2 separate regions of the Homo sapiens genome follow, and region 1 is linked to region 2. A link is a loop called in an ENCODE intact Hi-C map of the cell type or tissue named here. Cell type or tissue: K562. All regions are shown on one strand.

Region 1 (8,000 bases), 790 kb before region 2:
GAGGTTTCAAATTGGTTTTGGTTCATAAAGATGGCTCAATTTTTACAAGTGGGTGTGTTTGTTGACCTGAACAAGAATTGGTTTTGATTCCCTTCACTATAGTTCTCAGGCATTTTTACTTTTGAGAATTCCAAGATGGTCTATGTATTTTCTTAGAAAATGAGGTTGGCAAATAAGTCACTAACTCAGTTTGTACACTGCAAATTGATAGAAAAGTAACAGTTTCTATTTATCACCTAATTTCCTCTTTAGTTTTCAATAAAATGAAAAAGTGAGCAGATTCATTCAGCAAAAGATTAAAATACATTCCCAAGTAGACCTACAGGAAAATCTAATTTATAGAAAATACAACATTAGCCTCTTTAATTCTTAAAAGACTAGCCATAATTTCAAGTAGTCAGTTCACTGATGCATACACATTTTTGGCTCAGGATATATGATTACTCACCTCATATGATTGTGTGGCTTGACTTTGGCTGGCTTACTTTCAATCGTTGCAGAAACATTAATATCCAGAAGTTAGTTGGAGAGTAACATATGCCAACTAGGTATGAGGTAGTTTGTCAATAATCTTGTAACTTTCCACAATATAACCTCACCATCCTTTTATATTGACAGTTTTTGATTACAGAAATGAATTGAAATTTTTTTCTGAAGGCAATTCATCTTGGTTCTGCATACTAAAAACCAGCAAGGTAATGCGGTGCAAAGTTACATGCCACCTCATGATTAAAGGAGTTTAATTCAAAATGTCCAAAGCAAACTTTTAATAGCACAAACAAAATCATATGTTCAAATGTCATGGACTTTGACAACTTTTCTCTCCACCGTGCCAAGATAATGGACTTTGAAGCCACAGAGACATGGCTCCATCATTTGCTAACTGTGGGATCTTTGTGAAACTTAACCTCCAGAACTTCATTTCCTTACTGGTAAAGTGGGGTGAAGGGTTCACAGAATTACTGGCAACTGTAAAATGAGCTAAAGAGATGAGGGGAGACCTGAACCATTGCATGGCATATATGGACGCCCAGTAAATGTCAATTTCACTTTCCTTATCTCCAAAATACTTTAGTAATATGCCTTTAATTGTAATTTTGACCTTGCATTTTACATAAACCCCTAAGTCTGAGGTACTTTTACAATTTGGATACCAATCTTTCCAATAAAGTTGACTGCTATCTCTTCTGTGTAATTTCAACAGCAACAGAAAGTCCCCCTGACTTTAAAAGCATTTCTGTTTGCTCTGCTCATGCCTGAAGCTTCTTTTACCAAGAATAAAGGCATTTATTCTATAATTATAGATAAACTAAAAATATAAATTCCCTGTAGAGAGATAACACCATGACTTAAATTCACACCAGCTTTTAGAGGACTGATAACAGAGAGTTTTCTTTGATTAATTGGGGGAGAGCAGAGGTGAACATGCAGGAGAAGTGCAATGTGGTAACCTGGGCCGGAAGAGAGTCCACAGAGGGAGGAAAATGATCTCAAAATAAGGACAAAGTCAAAGACAATTTTCAACAACCACACAAGTTTTTTCTCCAGACCAGACCCTGCAAAAGGAGATATGATTGACATCACAATGGCTTTTTCAGAAAACAACTTTTTGTCTAATAGTGGTAGAGAATCCAGTTTAAATTACAGGTGTACATTACTGATCAGACCAAGGCATTTATATGATTGGAGATGGTAACACTAGACATATGTCCACAGTGGGATAGACTCTGCTCACAGGCGCTGCTGGTAGGTAGAGCGGTGTGTGTCTTTAACATTCACTTGGTGTTATCACTTGATGTTTCCAGACCTGATTTCCCCATGGTTTGAGGAATAAATAAACTATTGAGAGTAATTTAAAGAGAAGCCACAGAAAGTATTAAGTATCAAGGTTTTCAAACCAATTGGTGTTTCTAACCCCTTACCCTATGGAATGGCTAGGGGTTCCACTGGATGCTCTAAAATTATTCTGGACACACCAAGCAGTCAACAACAACAACAAAGAAACAAAGGGAGGAAGAGTTTTTTTCTGTTTTCAGCCCAACATCAATGGCTCTTTGTGTCATGCTTCAGCCCAAGACACATAACCCGCTGCTTTTGTCAGGTCCATAGCCTAGTGGGAAAATATCAGGTGATTTAAGCAAATTCTGAAAGCACCAAACTGTCAGACTTGAGTATTTATGGTCTTTGATTGCAAACTTACAAAGAACAGAGACCATGTATATATTCTGAACCAGCATCCTATGCATATACAGGGATTATTAAACGATAATATTTTATTGTAGAAGGCATTTAAATGTCCTCTCTGACTGTCAGGCTAAGGTACTTAAACTGTAATGCACATTTTGTCTTCATTCTGAAGTCAGTGCCTTCCTGGTGGTAAAATATTCTTCCTCATACCTCCCTCACTGAAGTTAATAAAACCTTAGTCGTCCTTTAGAACGAGGCTAAATACAATTTCGTCTTAAAGCATTTCTCTGGTTATTCTGGGCAACACTTAAACTTCTTTTATAATTAAAGACAGTATGATGAGCTAGTACTTTACATTCTCATTTTTTTCCCTTGTGTTAGTCTTGATTTTAGAACCTTTTCCTCAGCTGTGTTGTCAGTTCACACGGTGAGGACCATGCCTTATCATTCTGATACCAAGCCCATTTCCATTTATTCTTATCTCATGGTATATGATTTTTTAAAGTAATTTGATTAATTGAAATTTTGTTAGATTATTAAAATCCACATGTCACCATTTGTTAGAGACACAATATTGTGTCGCCCCAAAATTCATATTTTGAAACTCTAACCCCCCAGTGTGACTACATTCGGAGACAGGGCCTGTGAGGAGCTAGGAAAAGTTAAATGAAGTTGTAAGGGTGAGACCCTTATCTGATAGGACTGATGTCCTTATAAACGGAAAAAACACTGGAGCACTTCCTCTTCACCATATGCGCGAAGGTGGCCATCTGCAAGTCAGAAAGAGAACCCTCACCAGAAACAGACCCTGTTGATCCTTGATGTGGGAACTTTTAGCCTTCAGAACTGTCAGAAAATAAATTTCTGTTTTTTAAGCTACTTAGACTCTAGTCTATGATATTTTGTTATGGTAGCCTAAGCCTACTAATACATCACTAAAATCTTAAAAAAAAAAACGCCTGATTCAAGGAAGCAATATGCAAATCCAATAGACATGTTTTCAATTTAGAGAACGAACTGTGTTCACAGCCATAAGAAGTCCATTTTTTGTTTTAATAGTGCAAAGAAATAAAACATTTGCACAATTCTAGTGGAAACTTTTGCCTTGCACTTTCGGCAATGTAGTGGCAATCTTAGAAAAAGACCATAAAAAGAACTAAATAAATTCCTTATAAATTTAGAATGAAAAACGAAGTCAAAATAAATATTTTAAAAACAAAACCACTAATTTTAAAGTAATAAAAATCACTACATAATAGTTGCTTTGCTTAAAAACAACTTTATAGTAAAGCTCCTGTAAGCAGTGCCTCTCAGATGCTGGCATTAATCAACAAAGTCTAAGATTGCATTGGAGCCCCTAGCTTAACAGTTTTTGGCCACCAATAGGGGGCAGCAAGGCACACCAGATCCCTCAGTGACACTTGAGGGAGGCTTGCCAGGTTAGCTAGGAAGTGTCTAGGAGGCATGGCAACATCAGATATGCAGAAAAAGAAATCCATACATCAGATAAGGCACTAGTAGGAGGAGATAGTGAGAATACACAGATCAAAATTTCATTCACGCCAATGGAAAGCATGGAGTGGAACTGAGATGTTTATGCTTCTAGAAATCGTATGTGTCAGCATCTCTTAATTCTACTAAATCTGACAAAATCATCCATAATGTTTAGAATTCTTCTGTCCTGATTTCTCATAGTTAAAACTAAGTGCTTTTTCTTTTTCTTCTACTCAATTCCTTTAAGCCTGCATGGAAAGTAGCTCCACAACATCTTAAAGAGTACATTGGCCTATAATAAAGGGTAGGTTGACTGTTTTTCTCCCCAGAAAAGAGAAGAATTTTCAGTATTCCATAATTGCAGAAAAATACTTTGGTCCAAAAGTAGACTAGTCTTGCCTATCAGAATGTGCCCAGAGAGCTAGGTCCTGAAAGCAATTAAACCTAGTTCTAAAAGATCTTGAGCATAAGAAAATTGGAACTGTTTGTTTAATTCCTTACTAGATATTACATTGACATGCCTTTAGAGTTACTATGCATTTGATAAATATAGGAAAAGACAGTAAATATTTTGCTGATTAGTCAAAAATATATGGGCTGATAGATTGATTTCCTCACTTCAGCCACAAAGTAAAGAACTTCCAGCCTTCCCAATTTATAGAGCAAATTTTAGAATGTTTCTGTGCAGAATGTTTTACAGAGAGTGATAACGAAAAGGAGCTCAGAGCTTATTTTCTGTAGGATGTATGTACAGCTCTGACTCAGACCTAAGTATGGAATAGAACACTCCTTGCTCTTTCTCCACTGAGCAAAGTCCAAATGTTGATCATGTTAGAAGAATCAACTTCTTCTAACGCAGGTGGGCACCATCCAATCTAATCTGTTGAGAATGAGAATTAACAAATTGGCAGAGGAAAGGCAAATGTGCTCTCTCTCCTTAAACTGGGACATTCATTTTCTCCTGCCCTCAGACATCAGTGCGCCTGGTTTTTGGATCTTCAAACTCAAACTGGGACTTATGCCATTGGCTCACCTGGTTCTGAGGCCTCTGGTTTTGGACCAGACCTATACCACTGGCTTTCTTGTCCTCCAGCTTACAGACAAGACAGCAGATTCTGGAACTTAGCCTCCATACTTGTGTGAGCCAATTCCTCGTAATAAATCTTTGTCTATCTGTTTGTATATCTACGTACCTATCCCATTATTTGTTTCTCTGGAGAACCCTGAATAATACAAATATGCTACCTTTTCTGATTTCTTTTTTCTTTTTTTTTTTTTTTTGGTAGAAGGAAGGGCTTTATTCAGCTGGGAACATCAGTAAGCTACTGCCTTAAAATCCGAGCTCCCCGAGTGCACAATTTCTGTCCCTTTTAAGGGCTCACAACACTAAAGATTTCACATGAAAGGGTCGTGATTGATTTATTATTATTATTATTATACTTAAAGTTTTAGGGTACATGTGCACAACATGCAGATTTGTTATATATGTATACATGTGCCATGTTGATGTGCTGCACCCATTAACTGGTCATTTAGCATTAGGTATATCTCCTAATGCTATCCCTCCCCCCTCCCCCCACCCCACAACAGTCCCCGTTGTGTGATGTTCCCCTTCCTGTGTCCATGTGTTCTCATTGTTCAATTCCCAACTATGAGTGAGAACATGCGGTGTTTGGTTTTTTGTTCTTGCGAGAGTTTGCTGAGAATGATAGTTTCCGGCTTCATCCATGTCCCTAAAAAGGACATGAACTCATCACTTTTTATGGCTGCATAGTATTCCATGGTGTATATGTGCCACATTTTCTTAATCCAGTCTATCATTGTTGGACATTTGGATTGGTTCCAAGTCTTTGCTATTGTGAATAGTGCCGCAATAAATATACCTGTGCATGTGTCTTTATAGCAGCATGATTTATAATCCTTTGGGTATATACCCAGTAATGGGATGGCTGGGTCAAATGGTATTTCTAGTTCTAGATCCCTGAGGAATCGCCACACTGACTTCCACAATGGTTGAACTAGTTTACAGTCCCACCAACAGTGTAAAAGTGTTCCTATTTCTCCACATCCTCTCCAGCACCTGTTGTTTCCTCACTTTTTAATGATTGCCATTCTAACTGGTGTGAGATGGTATCTCATTGTGGTTTTGATTTGCATTTCTCTGATGGCCAGTGATGGTGAGCATTTTTTCATGTGTTTTTTGGCTGCATAAATGTCTTCTTTTGAGAAGTGTCTGTTCATATCCTTCGCCCACTTTTTGATGGGGTTGTTTGTTTTTTTCTTGTAAATTTGTTTGAGTTCATTGTAGATTCTGGATATTAGCCCTTTGTCAGATGAGTAGGTTGCAAAAATTTTCTCCCACTCTGTAGGTTGCCTGTTCACTCTGATGGTAGTTTCTTTTGCTGTGCAGAAGCTCTTTAGTTTAATTAGATCCCATTTGTCAATTTTATCTTTTGTTGCCATTGCTTTTGGTGTTTTAGACATGAAGTCCTTGCCCATGCCTATGTCCTGAATGGTATTGCCTAGGTTTTCTTCTGGGGTTTTTATGGTTTTAGGTCTAACATGTAAGTCTTTAATCCATCTTGAATTAATTTTTGTATAAGGTGTAAGGAAGGGATCCAGTTTCAGCTTTCTACATATGGCTAGCCAGTTTTCCCAGCACCATTTATTAAATAGGGAATCCTTTCCCAATTGCTTGTTTTTCTCAGGTTTGTCAAAGATCAGATAGTTGTAGATATGCGGCATTATTTCTGAGGGCTCTGTTCTGTTCCATTGGTCTATATCTCTGTTTTGGTACCAGTACCATGCTGTTTTGGTTACTGTAGCCTTGTAGTATAGTTTGAAGTCAGGTAGTGTGATGCCTCCAGCTTTGTTCTTTTGGCTTAGGATTGACTTGGCGATGCGGGCTCTTTTTTGGTTCCATATGAACTTTAAAGTAGTTTTTTCCAATTCTGTGAAGAAAGTCATTGGTAGCTTGATGGGGATGGCATTGAATCTATAAATTACCTTGGGCAGTATGGCCATTTTCACGATATTGATTCTTCCTACCCATGAGCATGGAATGTTCTTCCATTTGTTTGTATCCTCTTTTATTTCCTTGAGCAGTGGTTTGTAGTTCTCCTTGAAGAGGTCCTTCACATCCCTTGTAAGTTGGATTCCTAGGTATTTTATTCTCTTTGAAGCAATTGTGAATGGGAGTTCACTCATGATTTGGCTCTTTGTTTGTCTGTCATTGGTGTATAAGAATGCTTGTGATTTTTGCACATTGATTTTGTATCCTGAGACTTTGCTGAAGTTGCTTAAGGAGATTTTGGGCTGATACGATGGGGTTTTCTAGATATACAATCATGTCATCTGGAAACAGGGACAATTTGACTTCCTCTTTTCCTAATTGAATGCCCTTTATTCCCTTCTCCTGTCTAATTGCCCTGGCCAGAACTTCCAACACTATGTTGAATAGGAGTGGTGAGAGAGGGCATCCCTGTCTTGTGCCAGTTTTCAAAGGGAATGCTTCCAGTTTTTGTCCATTCAGTATGATATTGGCCGTGGGTTTGTCACAGATAGCTCTTATTATTTTGAGTTATGTCCCATCAATACCTAATTTATTGAGAGTTTTTAGCATGAAGGGTTGTTAAATTTCCTCAAAGGCCTTTTCTGCATCTATTGAGATAATGATGTGGTTTTTGTCGTTGGTTCTGTTTATATGCTGGATTACATTTATTGATTTGCATATGTTGAACCAGCCTTGCATCCCAGGGATGAAGCCCACTTGATCATGGTGGATAAGCTTTTTGATGTGTTGCTGGATTCAGTTTGCCAGTATTTTATTGAGGATTTTTGATTCAATGTTCATCAAGGATATTGGTCTAAAATTCTCTTTTTTTGTTGTGTCTCTGCCAGGCTTTGGTATCAGGATGATGCTGGCCTCACAAAATGATTTAGGGAGGATTCCCTCTTTTTCTATTGATTGGAATAGTTTCAGAAGGAATGGTACCAGTTCCTCCTTGTACCTCTGGTAGAATTCGGCTGTGAATCTATCTGATCCCGGACTTTTTTGGTTGGTAAGCTATTAATTATTGCCTCAATTTCAGAGCCTGTTATTGGTCTATTCAGAGATTCAACTTCTTCCTGGTTTAGTCTTGGGAGGGTGTATGTCTCCAGGAATTTATCCATTTCTTCTAGATTTTCTAGTTTATTTGCGTAGAGGTGTTTATAGTATTCTCTGATGGTAGTTTGTATTTCTGTGGGATCGGTGGTGATATCCCCTTTGTCATTTTTTATTGCGTCTATTAGATTCTTCTCTCTTTTCTTCTTTATTA
Region 2 (8,000 bases):
CTATACCCTAAGGGGTATTTGGACCCCAGGTTAAGAACCTCCATATCTACAGGCTGAAGTGTTTGGTGAAAAACCGTAAAGGAGGGTGTCTACAGTGGTATGAGGATTCAAGACTGGTAAAAGGAGCACAGGATAGCAGGAAGACGTTTAGATTAGGAGATTCACAACTAAGATATTTCTGAGATAAATTTTCTTAATTCTTAGCACCATCACCCAAATTCAGCCTCTTACCTCTTGTCCGAATTAATACAATGCCTCCTGACTGATCTTACAACCCAAGCTCCCAGCACCACCATGCAGTCCTAAAGAATAGCTTTATTTATGTTTCAGTTATGCTTCTGTGTTCAAAAATCACTCAGTGCATCTTCATTGCCCCCTAAATAAAGTACAACTCTTAAGTCTGAATGTAGAGTTCTTTATTATTTGGCTTTGGTGTACCTTTCTAGTCTAAGTCTCCATTAGTCTTCTCCACATATCCCATGATACAATCAAACTGGCCCACTTTTGGCTCCCTAATTGGATCCCAACACCCTCCTGTGTAGCCTTTCATCAGGCTTTTGCTTCCATCTGGAATTCTCTTCCCCACATTACATGTGCAGAAATCCTACCCATGTTAAAAGTTTAAGTTCAACAGCCACCCATTATGAGAGCAGAAATTTTGTTTCATTCAACTTGGTTTCTAGAATAACGATTAGCTGTATCCCTTACATATAAAAGATGGTCAATAAGAACATTTTAAATGAACAAGAAGGTTAAACATGGGATCTTGGGGAAATCTCAAGATTAGAAATTGGTGAATTTAAGATGGAATTCAAGGTAGCATATTTCAGCAGCATGTGTGAAAGACTGGAAGGAGTCCTACCATTTAGAAGAATAGGGAGTTAGCCAGTAATGAATTGGAGCTCTTGTATCACTTTATTTGGATATGTTTTTATTTTATTTGGCTTCATTTCTTTATTTTGTTTTTATTCTCAATATCTTCTCAATGATGAAAAGGAGGAGAAGGTGGTGATGCTATAAGAAAGGGGCCCTGCATATTGGTGCCAGCCGATTCCACCATGGTGGTATGAATATCAGCAGTCCTACATGTGCCATGGTGGTTTGCTGCACCTATTGACCCGTCCTCTAAGTTCCCACCCCTCCCCTCACATACATCCATGTAACAAACCTGCATGTTCTGCACATGTATCCCGGAACTTAAAATGCAATAAAATAAAATAAATGAAATCATACAAAGAAAAAGAATATCAGTAGTCAGGTGGGAGGTGTACAGAATATCCTTTACAGTGAGAGTATTTTTTTAAAAGGTTCCTTCCTATATAAACTCAGACTTTTCCTTTCTTAAATGTTGCCTGCCTTTAACTTACACGAGATTCTGGATAGAAATTCTCATGCTAACCAACTCCAGCTTTCCAGTTCCCATAGTACCCATTACAGAACAATGCAATCTCAAGGCTGCTGATGATATCAGATCTGATGAATTCTCTGTTCTCTATAAATTATTCAAAGCAATTTCAGCTTACCAGAAATGAATTTCCCTTTCTATGCAAAAGGCAAGTTTTGGTCATTTTCACCTTAAAATAACCTAATGATACTCAAGAGTAAATAGATGGATACAGAATATTTCTCAAGAAATTTGTCCTGTGAAGGCTAAACTGACCTATATACATATCTCTTTGCCAGATTCAAATGCAACTTGATATCTGTTAGATTAAAGAACTGGGGAGAATTAATATTAAGTTGACCTTGAGCTCTCTCAATTTCTGATGAAAAGTTTCAAGTTGCAAATGTTCCTTCTGTGCTTTCAGAACACATTTTTTCGTAGCTAGATAAGGCATTCCATTTGCAAGCTTTTTAAGATTTCTTGGATAGAATTTTATGCAACTTATTCAGTATTATAATTCCCATGATATAACAAATGCATCTGACCACCACACAAAATGGCAGTGATTACAAAGAGATTCAATGACCACAGCCTAGCTTGCCTTGTCATTGTGTTTGGCCCAAGGAAACAGGAGATAGCAGTCTGTGCCATTATGCAATATTTAGGACAAGGATGACTCAGTTTAAATGGAAACATTATCTTAGTTCTGAGGTAAAAGGGCAGCTCTGCAAGGAAATACCTTTTATGTAAACAAAGATGACAACCTTATCCCAAAGGGAAAAATGCAAATGACATATGTACTTCATGAATAATTTGTCTTAATTGTCCATTCTTGGAATCATACTCCAAGAATTCCTTGTGAAGAACAAAGAGACAAATTTTCATTGATTGATTCTCCCATTGCTGCTTTAGCAGATAATTGACTCAAATAAGGTAATTCCAAGAAAAAAATTTATGTACTAGGGAACCATAAAATAGTTTCCACCCTAATGAAGCCTCTGACATTTTGGTTAAAACACTTAAAGAAGTGTGAATAGTGGTTTAACAGTCTTTGTGCAAACGTTGTCAGGTTTCTGGAACACCTTTTCCAAAGGCTCTGCTGCTATAACTGCTGCTGCTGTTGCTAATGTTAGGCATTATAGCCTACTGGAAAAATCTGTGGAAGAAAGAGATCGTATGCTTTCTTTTCAAATTTTTGAGCATAAAATGTAAATAATCAAGCATTTATCTGACTATAATATATCAGGCAGCTAGATAATCCTGCTGTTCTGTTTGGTTATTGGAGTTGGGTTAGTGGAAGGATTATTTAAAAACCCAATACCTAATTAAGGATGGAAGGTAGGTAAGGAGTCCAGATTTACTCTTACTGTTCTGGGCACAGTTTTCTAAATTGAATACAAAGATACCAATGGATATGAAGAACATACAGATTTTCTCCATCACTCCAAATGCATTGGCCATGTCATTGTTTGCTGCAGAAGTTGAAATGGCATCCTCCCAACCCACAATTTCACCAACAGAACTGCTTCTGCATTGTGTCCCAACAACAGGATGAGGTGAGGGCTCAATGTTCTTGAGATTTAGAGAGAACAAATTACTGCCCACAAAATTACAACATCCATAGAAAAAACAATATTGTATTTTTGAAGGATGGCCAATGTCCTTTTTAAATTCAAATTTAGAAGGAAACATACTCCTTTATATTTATATATTACAGATTAAAAATAGCAAATTACCAAAGACCTATGTCTTTTTTTATAAAGAGCAATATTAAAGATCTCATTAAAAACTCTCTAGTATTTTGCAGGTTTTTTATGATACATTAATCTTTTCTTTTCTCTCAGAGGTGTTTTAGCCTCTTTCTACTTTGAACAATTGACCCTGTGCAAGGAGAAAGACGGCCATGTTGAAGAGCTGATGCACTGATACAAATATGAATTTACAGAGCATCAGTTCTCAACTTGAGTGTGCATGACATTCATGATCTGTGTGTTTATTAAGATCCATATTCCTGAGCCCCACTGCATAAATACCAATTTGGTAGACCCGATGTGATGCCTGGAGTATCTGACAACTGCCTCGGTGGTTCAATTTGAGAAACACTGAGATAGAGAGGTAGGAATAGGCTGGTTATTTTAAGTGCTCTTTCAAGAACTACTTTTATGTACCTACAGTTTGCATTTGGCATCCTCAGTTTGTCCTTAATGGGTCTGTCTGTGTCTTGTGATGTCCGCCTCCCCTTCCAGCACTCCCTGACCTACCAGTGCCACGCTGCTGCACTCAATTGCCCCTTCACCCTAGGGAAAGGGGATATATCTGATGTGGTGCAGAAAGACCCCTCTCCTCTTCCTCACTTGAGCTTTATTTCCTTTGGTATTTTTCTTTATACCAGGTAGCAGCACTTAAGAAGCAGCCTGATAAACTGTCTAATGCTTGGTAGGAATATAATGATTGAAAACAGTTTAATGCTCCCTCTTCAGGTCCTTTGTTTTAGCTGTTTCATTCTCCCAGATCTTTGTTTTACCTTACATCATATCTTCTGAGACAGACTTCCCTGACTATACCTTGAAAATAGCCTCCCAACCTCATCCCACCCTTTCAGCCACTCTCAAATCCAAATATTTACCGGTATCTAAAATTGTCTTCTTTCTTTTCTGTCTTTTCCCATAGTAAAGCATAACTTCATGAGAACTGTAGGCCTTGTCTACCATTTTTGCAGCTCTATTCCTGGCATATAATAAGTTCTCAATAAGCATTTAGTAAGTAAGTAAATGGATATGGATTTCTCCCAGGAATATATTTTAAAAGCAGACATGAAATGATGGCTTTGCTTTTATCCCTGGGAATTTCAGGTACTGGGCAGCCTGGAAAGGGAGCTATTTTTGGATACTAGCCTTCTAATTAACAACCTGAACATACCCTTGGCAAGTGGGATTTGGTTTTAGGGAGGAAAGCAGAAGGTGATGAGAGAAAGTCAGAGAAGCAAAGGGGTGGATTTCTTCCCATTCTAAAATGCGCTTTTTTGAGGGGTGGTGGGGGACTTCTTAATACTTGGAAGATTGCTCCAACAAAGTATTATCCTAAGAAATGTGGTCATCCTATAACAGACAACATTCCCCCCACATACCCTAACACCCTAACACCCTCCTAACCTAGAACTAGCTGCTTAGTGCCATTCCTTTCTTAGGGGAATTTGTCCAAAGTCAGAAGCTGGTGACCAGTATCAACAGGAGGATTTCAGATGAACATCAGCTACCTGGCTTAAGGGCTGTAAATCTATTGTAAATTGCATAATTTTTAGTCCTTGTTTTTCTATTTCGGAAGAGAGGGTCTAAATTATTTTTTATGTCTCTTCCAGCATTAACAGGAATTTTATGATTCAAACGATCCATGGTCTCTGAAAATAATCATGCATGAGTAAGCTGCTCCATCTACTGGGCATCTCTTAAATTACAAATAAGATTCCAATGAGGTATGGGAACTTGGAGATGACCTTAAGATCTCAATTATATTAACCACATGCATATATTGACTTGTTCTCTTCTTTCTAAATGCTGCAAGCATTCTTCTATTAATTGGGCATTTCTCTGCTTTACTCTTGTGATCTCCGCAAATGATGCTCACAAATCCTACTTAATAGTTCACGTATTTGCCTCTCTGTAGTCTTACACCTTTCTCTAGGGTCTGACACAGTTAGGATGTGGGAACAGGTGAGATCTAGAGTAGAATCAGATTGTCAGGGAGAGGTCAAGACCCAAGATGTAAACCTAGGAGCTGAACCTGGGGTGTGGTCTCCAGGAGCAGGTGGTTTGCAGTCAGGCACAAAACTAGGGACACAAGCATTAGGAAGGAAACTCAATGTAGTGGAAAGAAAGAACATCATCTTTTTAGGCAAGCAAACCTGAGTTTGAATCTGTACTACTTGGCTACACAACCACGGGCAGTTTACTGAGAATGGGGTAAAAACGTGTCAAGGGGATGGAATATAGTATCTGAAACTATGTCCCAGGCCCTGTAATCACTGGTTTACATACATTACCTAATTTAATCCTCATAAAAGCCTTATCAGGTATTATATAAACACAATTTTCTATTAAATGTTGGTGGCTCATTGCTTTTTTTATCCCACACATTCTTCCTGGATAATCTGGCCATGCTTGTGATTTCAACAACAACCTATACAACTCCAGCAGACACTTGATTGTTGCAGGTTAGAAAAGATAGTGGAGAATGATAGCATTCGATGGCTTTTTCAAAGATTTTGCATTAGAAAGGGAGGAGAAATATGGAAAGTTACGAGAAACGTGCATTCAAGGTAGCTCCCCCCACCACCCCCTTCCCCAGGATGGCAGAGACAAACATGTTTTTAGGTTGAGAAAAAGTGAGATCAAAGATATAGATAAGTCAAGTCCAGACAAGGTGAGCCCACATCAAGACAGGTCCACTCTCCCACTAAGATGCTTTTGTCTAGCAGACAAGTACTTCAAAGCAGCATTTGACTCTACTGACCACTTCCATCTTCTTGAAACACATTCCTCTTTGGGCTCTGGGAACAAAAGACTCCCTTTCTTTTCCTCTTGCCCAGTTCCTGCTCAGGCTTTATTGCGAGATCATCCTCCCGCGCCAGACTTCTGACAGGCTCTGTCCTCCACCCAAGGGCTTTGTCTTCAGCTCTCTTCTCTTGTAACCGACATTCTTCCTAGGTAACCTCATGGCATATAATACCATCTCTAAATGCAAATGATTAACATAGCTGAATCTCTTTCCAGGTTTCTCCCCGGAGCTCCAACATTCTGTCTCTACCATATAGTCACCTGAATATTTAACAGGCATGGGGCCATTTGGGTTACAATGGGACCATAAGGTGCCATCAGAAATAAACAATATTGTTTCCTTTCACCATCCATTCAAAGTTATTCTTTGGGCCTGTTTCTCTTCTGCCTCTTGGTTTAATTCCAGGGTAAGTCCCAAGAGTTACCCATTTTTCTGGTAATTTTTAGTTAACCAAAAGTTGTAGCATAAAATGATTATTCTAAGGTTTTGGGCTGCAGAGCCAAACTGACCTTCAAAGCTCACACTCTATTCCACTTCTCCACCCTATCTCCATTTACTTTTAGAGCTTTACAGCTTTTAAAAGTGAATTGTTAGCCTCTTGGCAATTTTGGAAGGGAATATCGCTCATTTTTCTTTGATAAAAGGAAATAAAGATTAACAGGCCTTAGCTACAAAAGACATTCAGGATACATGCATAAAATATTTAATCTTATTTCATGCTCCAAATTTTATTCTTTGTTCAAAATGAAGTCTCCTGTCACTATTGTGTGCCATGCCATCCCCTGGACTCCTCACCCAGCATAGCAGAGTAAATATGCTGCGATGATCAGAATTCCTGAAATAGAGACAAGTATTTCAAACATAACACTGTGTTTTTCTTTGAGCATGTGTAAAGCCCAGTGTGTGAAGTGCCTCCTAGTCCCCCCCACACTCCCACATTTGGATTCTTGCATATATACAGATTCATAGAACAGAACACAAACTGGCTTGTTCTGCTACAATGTAGAGGGAATACTTCCTTTTGTTTTTAACCTGGCTGAACATTCAGTCTTATATAAATTCTTTTGCTGGAACCTATGGGCTAGATATATGTGATTTTGGGGATAGATGGCCTACACAGTACATGTTTCCATCATTTATTCCATTATTTATCAGTTTTTTTGTATCTTCAAATTTTCTCTCTACTTGTTACTACCTCCATCAGGCATTCACATTTAAATTGGTACTTCACATCTTAAAAACTATGACAAAAACAACTCTTCCCTCATACTACCTTCCTTTTCAGCTGTCATTGGAGTTCTCCTTTTGGTAATGGCAGACTAGTTAGAGCAACAACTGTATTGCTGAAAAAAATTTAAAAATTTAAGTATGTTTCTCTTCGAATATATCAGAACTGGTAAGAGAGTGAAGACCAATGGGGCTAAAGTCCAGCAAAAGATGAGCCCAACATTGGAGTCACTTCCATCTAAAAAGGCTGAGAAGCTGAGCAGAGCTTTCAACAGATTCATGGAGTCAAGACCTCGTCAGAGAGGTGGTCCTGTTATGTAAGACTGAGTTAAAACCTTGAAGAATAATACTGGAAATTAGGGCAAATTGGAAAAAGACTAACTCTCACAGGGACTGAAGGTTGACTCACAATCATTTCAGCACTGATCACATTAAAATGACCTTGGATTATGAATATTCTTATTTTCCCAACAGAAACAAAATTGCAGAAATGGCAGGTGATAGAAACAGACTATGGGGGATCCAGATAAAGAAACCATTAGACATGGACTTTAACATGGCTATGATTAATACGTTCAAGGAAATAAAATCATTTGAAAATTTCAGCATAAACAGAAAACTATAAAAAAATGGAAACTATAAATGAAAATATAATTATTGAAATTAATGACTGGAGTGAATCTGCTATTAAACTATAGAGTTGGAAGTATGTCAGAAGAATATATGCAGAATAAAGCACAGAGAGACAAAAATAGTATTATTTTGGCTTTCATTGTTCTATTGAGAAGTTAGCTAATGATCTTATTATTACAATGAGAGCCCCCCACCTGCCCCC

The links. Hi-C counts contacts between places; a loop is a spot of excess contacts. Peaks named below come from ENCODE experiments on the same cell type or tissue, not always from the same donor. Only the 100,000 strongest peaks of a DNase experiment are listed, where the experiment ranks them.
Region 1: it touches region 2 in a loop (4-fold over the local background); 3 of 110 quality-filtered maps call a loop at or near these places.

Annotation. Positions count from the first base shown.
Region 1 is chr5:102,678,011-102,686,010 of GRCh38, forward strand. The region is part of intron 2 of LOC105379104 (a long non-coding RNA gene); the gene reads left to right. Among named protein-coding and RNA genes, the nearest start is that of LINC00491, 11 kb to the left of the region's middle. In K562, a CTCF peak has its summit at 3,565 (motif pointing right); a DNase peak (open chromatin) is centred at 3,591.
Region 2 is chr5:103,471,018-103,479,017 of GRCh38, forward strand. It overlaps the pseudogene PDZPH1P. Among named protein-coding and RNA genes, the nearest start is that of LINC02115, 67 kb to the right of the region's middle. In K562, a CTCF peak has its summit at 4,813 (motif pointing left); DNase peaks (open chromatin) are centred at 2,014 and 4,834.